Linked DNA regions of Homo sapiens: region 2 is linked to region 1. A link is an interaction called in ENCODE POLR2A ChIA-PET data of the cell type or tissue named here. Cell type or tissue: PC-3. All regions are shown on one strand. Each heading gives the region's core, and the rest is flanking DNA. Links, peaks and the distances in the headings are about the cores only.

Evidence for each region. ChIA-PET counts read pairs that join two places held together with the same protein. Peaks named below come from ENCODE experiments on the same cell type or tissue, not always from the same donor. Only the 100,000 strongest peaks of a DNase experiment are listed, where the experiment ranks them.
Region 2: POLR2A ChIA-PET joins it to region 1 with 11 read pairs; 8 of 35 experiments call an interaction of 5 or more read pairs at or near these places.

Annotation. Positions count from the first base shown.
Region 1 is chr11:66,747,420-66,751,579 of GRCh38, reverse strand. All of the region lies in intron 1 of TOP6BL (TOP6B like initiator of meiotic double strand breaks), which reads right to left. Among named protein-coding and RNA genes, the nearest start is that of TOP6BL, 4.7 kb to the right of the region's middle. In PC-3, for the core only: no CTCF peak of the experiment used is centred there; a DNase peak (open chromatin) is centred at 2,279; H3K4me3 peaks cover 853 bases; H3K27ac peaks cover 890 bases.
Region 2 is chr11:66,629,985-66,632,484 of GRCh38, reverse strand. The region is part of intron 1 of RBM14-RBM4 (RBM14-RBM4 readthrough); the gene reads right to left. Among named protein-coding and RNA genes, the nearest start is that of RBM4, 7.5 kb to the left of the region's middle. In PC-3, for the core only: no CTCF peak of the experiment used is centred there; no DNase peak of the experiment used is centred there.

The DNA of each region.
Region 1 (4,160 bases), core at 940-3,439:
GGATCGCTTGAGTCCAGGACTTCAAGACCAGCCTGGGCAACATAGGGAGACCTCATCTCTATAAAAAAAAAAAAAAAAAAATTAGTCAGCCAGGCACGGTGGCTCACGCCTATAATCCCAACACTTTGGGAGGCTGAGGTGGGTGGATCACGAGGTCAAGAGATCGAGACCATCCTGGCCAACGTAGTGAAACCTGGTCTCTACTAAAAATACAAAAATTAGCTGGGCGTGGTGGTGCACACCTGTGGTCCTAGCTACTTGGGAGGCTGAGAAAGGAGAATCGCTTGAATCTGGGAGGCAGAGGTTGCAGCCAGCCGAGATCCTGGCGCCACTGCACTCCAACCTGGTGACAGAGTGAGACTCTGCCTCAAAAAACAAAAACAAAACAAAACAAAAATTAGTCAGGCATGGTAGCACATGCCTGTAGTCCCAGCTACTCAGGAGGCTGAGGTGGGAGGATCACCTGAGCTCAGGGGGTCAAGGCTGCAGTGAGCAGTGATTGCACCACTGCAGTCCAGCCTGGGTGACAGAGTAAGACCCTGTCTCTAAATTAATAAATAAATAAATAACATCTTGGCCAGGCGTGGTGGCTAACACCTGCAATCCCAGCACTTTGGGAGGCCAAAGTGAGAGGACTGCTTGAGCCCAGGGGTTTCAGACCAGCCTGGGCAACATAGCAAGAGACCCTGTCTCTAGAAAAATACAAAAATAAAACAACCAGGCATGGTAGCACATGCCTGTAGTCCTAGCTACTCAGGAGGCTGAGTTAGGAGGATCATTTGAGCCCAGGCATTTAAGGTTACAGTGAGCTATGATTGTGCCACTGCACTCCAGCCTGGGTGACAGAGTGAGACCATATTTGGGGGAAAAAAAAAAGATACAACAACACAAACATGTTACTTAGATCAAAGATAAATATTAAATAATCAATTAACAGAGTTAAAAGTATTAGCCTCTAGGAGGGAGAAAGATGGGAAGGGAGAGATGGGGGAAGCACGCAGGGTACTGTCGGGTTTTTTGTTTGTTTGTTTTGAGATGGAGTCTCACTCTGTCACCCAGGCTGGAGTGCAGTGGTGCGATCTTGGCTCACTGCAACCTCTGTCCTCCCAGGTTCAAGTGATTCTCATGCCTCAGCCTCCCGAGTAGCTGGGATTACAGGTGTGTGCCACCACAACCCGCTAATTTTTATATTTTTAGTAGAGACAGGGTTTCTCCATTTTGGACAGCTGATCTCGAACCCCTGACCTCATGTGATCTGCCCACCTCAGACTCCCAAAGTGCTGGTGTTACAGGCATGAGCCACTACACCCAGCCAAAACCATATGTGTGTGTAACTGACAAAAACTAAAACTAAATAAGTGTACATTTTTTTACAAAAAAAATGAAATAGATCCCTTATGCTAACATGAAATGCTGCCCACAAAGTACTGGTACATAGCACAGTCATATGTATAGTATAGTTCTAGTTCTAAAAAATGGATATTGATAACTAAGAACGTAGGCATAGAAAAATCTAGAAGACAGATTATCCTTGGCAAGTAGGGGGAAAAAGGAAAATCTAGAATATATACTCAATGTTAATAATCATCTCAAAGGCGTGAGATGTGTAGAAAGTCTCACTCTCCACAATATATGTTTCTGTAATGTTTTTTATCAAGCATGTATCACCACGTTTCCTACCCAAAAAAAATATATAAACATAGGCTGGGTGCGGTAGCTCACGTTTGTAATCCCAGCCCTTTGGGAGGCAGAGGCAGGTGGATCACTATCACTTGAGGTCAGGAGTTTGAGACCAGCCTGGCCAATATGGTGAAACCTCCATCTCTATTAAAAATACACACACACACAAAATTAGCCAGGCATGGTGGCAGCTGCCTGTAATCTCAGCTACTCAGGAGGCTGAGGCAGAATTGCTTGAACCCAGGAGGCAGAGGTTGCAGTGAGCCCAGATTGCGCCACTCCAGCCTGGGCGACAGAGTGAGACTCCATCTCTAAATAAATAAATAAATAATTATAACCATAATTACTTAAAGCTCAGAGACAATAAAGAGAAGAGAAATGCCCCCTATTCTAGGTGGGCTAAAGAAGTTCATCAGGCTCAAAATGCAGAATCGAGTTTCTTGCCAAAAACTACTGTGGCTAAAGTCCTTTGCTTTGAATTAAATCAACCTTGCTACCCTGGCCAGAGTTTATTGGATTAGACTATTACAACCACACACAGACCAACCATCACCCTAGACACGTAGCCAAGCATTTCTCTCAAGAGTGGTGGGAACCCTGCCAGTCAGAGTGCAGTTCATGCAGAGTAAGAGCAAACCAACCTGTCATACTGCTCTTGAAGATGTTTAATATTAATACACAAAGACAAGACAGGTCATTCCTGTTCAGGTAAGCAAATGTCTTGTAAAGCCTAGTTCACTATCCAATCTCAACTTGGTGCCCAAGTGACTTCTCTAAGCCTGAAGGGGCAACTTCAATCCAAAGTACCCTTCAATAAACCTACACACACACACACCACACACACACACACAAAAAGCTAACACTTCAAGTTTAAGAAAATTCATGCTTCAGAGCCACTCACTGCATCAGGTTTCCCTCAAAGACAACAGGCAAAAATGATAAAAGCATGAAAGCCAAATGGAAGAGATATTTTCAAACTAATCACAGTATGCACCATTCATCATTTTTCCTTTTTTTTTTTTTTTTTTGCTACTGCCAAAATTTAGACTTGGGAAAAAAAAAGTAGGTAAAGCTCAATGTAATATAATTTAGCTGTGACAAAGTAGATTAAAATCAAGAGAAAAATAAGATTGTTTCTGAGCAATTTTAACTTAAACCAGTAAAATAAATAATCTATGGTAAGAGTCATTCAACTACTCACCTTTCCTGTATGATACATTTGTAAATCTACCACCAGACACTTATTACATAATCATTTCATTTTATAATTATGGAACAATCCTGGAATAACATGATAAAAGATTCTAATTGAAATTTTTAAATAAGCTACGACATAAACCATGACAAAAGAGATAGAAAATATTTTTTCTTTCTCTACTTACTAGTTGTTACACAATGAAGAGCATTTGCCTGGTGCTTAGAATTTAATCCTTCTATGGAAATCACTAGCTGCCCTTCTAGCAATGCTCCCTTTGATACATCTATGTCACACTTCCAGTGAATTATTAAAAATCTCAAAATCTGAAAAGAGCACAATTCAAAGAAAACATAATCTTCTTTAGAAATCACAGTAATAATACATCTCTATGACCCAGTTAAATTAGTAACTCTAATTTCCCCCCAAAAATTGTATTCTTGCTTCTAAAATGTCAGATTTAGGTTTGTTCAGAGTATTGTGTCTAAACAAAATAAATAGCTAGGAGAGTGACATAAGAAAAGAGTCAGTGAAATTCAACATAATGCCCAGTAAGACAGGAAATTGAGACAATAAATTCCTTTATTCAGAAGATAAATTCATCTGGAAATAATAATTAGGGAAAAATTAAGTGGGAGTTTGTTTTTCTTGTTTCTTTTTTCCTGCCCCAAATAAAAGCCAACATGAAGACTATGAATAAGAGTGGCATCTGGTTATGAATCATCTTGATCTTTCATTAAATCAACACTTTTGAGGGTCAGAATACTATTTAAGAGTGCTAATGCTGCCCTGCGCGGTAGCTTATGCCTGCAATCCCAGCACTTTGGGAGGCCGAGGTGAGAGGATCACTTGAGCTCAACAGTTTGAGATCAGCCTGGACAACATACGCAGACCTTATCTCTACTAACAACAACAAAAATTAGCCCAGCGTGGTGGCGTGTGCCTGTAGTCTCAGCCACTGGGGAGGCTGAGGCAGGATGATCTCTTGAGCCCATAAGATTGAGGCTGAAGTGAGCCCTGATCAGGCCACTGCACTCCACACCTGGATTTGAATCCCTGATGTGCCAAATTCTAGCATGTGACCTTGGGCAAATTACTTAATCTCTCCAAACCACAGACTCCTCATCTATTAAAATGGGGATAAAACTACCACATAGGGCTGCTGCTGAAAGTAAACAAATAAGGTACGTGCAACGCTGAGCGCAGTGGCTCATGCCTGTAATCCCAGCACTTTGGGAGGCCAAGGTGGGAGAATCGCTTGAGCCCTGGAAACATAGTGAGGCCC
Region 2 (2,500 bases), core at 1-2,500, 120 kb after region 1:
CTAAAAATCCAGCATTCTCCAGGGATGTTCAATGGGCATCAGGCAGAAGGCTTCCTAGGCCTCCAATCCTACAGCCAATGCAACCTCTTAGCCTTCCTTAATGTCTTTGAAAATCCCCTACACTATCAATAACCTTTATTCTCCATATCCACAAGAATTGCTCCCAGGACACAAAATAGTATTGCCAGAGACTGGAGGTGGCCAAAATTGATGTGGTACAGTAGCCAAATCACTTCTAGGTATCGCTAATTACAAATATTCACTGCCTTCACTACTAGAAGTATGTGCTGCACTCACACCTATATCCAAAATCTTTGGATCAGCTGTGTGCTGCTCTACTAGGCCATCCCAGTGTCCCCAGAATGTTCTAACTCATTTATATGAGATGGCTAACATTTCATGAGAAGTGACTACATACACGTGTCACATGTCCTCATTTGACTCTCCCAACAGCCGTATAGCATAACGATTATAAACAAAGCCCTAGATGGTTCCAATGTCTGGTTCAGTTCCTTGAGCCACCAACTTTGTAGCCATTTGATCTTAAGAATGGCCAGGCATGGTGGCTCACACCCGTAATCCCAGCACTCTGAGAGGCCGAGTGGGAGGATCATTTGAGGTCAGGAGTTCGAGACCAGCCTGGCCAATATGGTAAAACCCCATCTCTACTAAAAATAGAAAAATTAGCTGGGTGTAGTGGTGCATCCCTGTAGTCCCAGCTACTCAGGAGGCTGAGGCAGAATTGCTTGAACCCAGGAGGTTGCAGTGAGCCAAGATCGCACCACTGCACTCCTCCCTGGGTGACACGAGACTCCATCAAAAAAAAAAAAAAGAATAGTCACTTAACCAACAGCCTCAACTCCCATATTTCCAAAATAGGTTTAGAAATAGCTAATGTTGGCCAGGCGTAGTGGCTCACGCCTGTAATCCAAGCACTTTGGGAGGCCAAGGCGGGCAGATCACGAGGTCAGGAGATCGAGACCATCCTGGCTAACACGGTGAAACCCCATCTCTACCAAAAATACAAAAATTAGCCAGGCGAGGTGGTGGCAGGCACCTGTAGTCCCAGCTACTCGGGAGGCTGAGGCAGAAGAATGGCGTAAACCCGGGAGGCGGAGCTTGTAGTGAGCCAAGATCGCACCACTGCACTCCAGCCTGGGCGACAGAGCAAGACTCCGACTCAAAAAAAAAAAGAAATAGCTAATGTTGGCAGGGCATGGTGGCTCACACCTGCAATCCCAGCACTTTGGGAGGCCGAGGCAAGTGGATCACCTGAGGTCAGGAGTTCAAGACCAGCCTGGCCAACATGGTGAAATCCTGTCTCTACTAAAAATACAAAAATTAGCTGGGCGTGATAGCGGGCGCCTGTAATCCCATCTACTAGGGAGGCTGAGGCAGGAGAATCACTTGAACCCAGGAGGCAGAGGTTGCAGTGAGCTGAAATTGCGCCACTGTACTCCTGCCTGGGTGACAAGAGCAAGACTCCATCTTAAAAAAAAAAAAAAAAGAAATAGCTAACACGTGAATTGCTATGAAGATTAATATAATTGTGTTGGCTACACTAATATAAATTTAGTTTGTTGTATTAATATATTTAATTTACTGTAGTTAGCTATTATCCTCATTTTATAGGTAACAAAATAGAGGCAGCGTTCCTAATATGTCCAAGATCACACAGCCAAGAAGAGGGAGAGCCAGGATTCAAATTCAGGAAACCTCCTGTAGTCCCAGCTACTTGGGAGCCTGAGGTAGGAAGATCACTTGAGCCACGTGTTCAAGTGTAGCCTAGGCAACACAGTGAGACCCTCTTAAAAAAAAAAAAAAAACTTAAACTGATTAAAGAGACAACAGTCACTCTTGTCTATACCAAGTCGGTTTACTTTTTTGTTGTTGTTTTTATGTTTTCCTCAGACGGGGTTTTACTCTGTTGCCCAGGCTGGAGTGCAGTGGCATGATCTTAGCTCACTGCAAACTCCACCTCCCAGGCTCAAGAGATCCTCCAGCCTCAGCTGGACTACAGGCACTACTGGTACGTACCACCACGGCTGGCTAGTTTTTTATTTTTTGTACAGATGAAGTTTACCCATGTAGCCCAGGCTGGTCTTGAACTCCTGGACTCAAAAGGATCCAACCACCCCGGCCTCCCAAAGTGCTAGGATTACAAACGTGAGCCATGACACCTGCCCCAAGTCGGTTTTTAAATCAAATCATTTCTCCAAAAAATTTAACTACCTGGGATTACTGCCACATCCTCTCCCTCCTTACCTACCATTTGCCTATCAATACTTATTCATATAAACTCGCTCACTGAGGTAGGTCCTGCCTCCCAGACAATAAATCCCTCAAGGTCAGCCCAAAGCCTGCCTCAGCTAGCTGAGCAAGGCATTTGTTTGTTTGTTTATTTGAGACAGGGTCTTGCTGTGTCATACAGGCTGAAGTGCAGTCGCATGATCATAGTTCACTATAACCTCCAACTCCTGAGTTCAAGCAATCCTCTTGC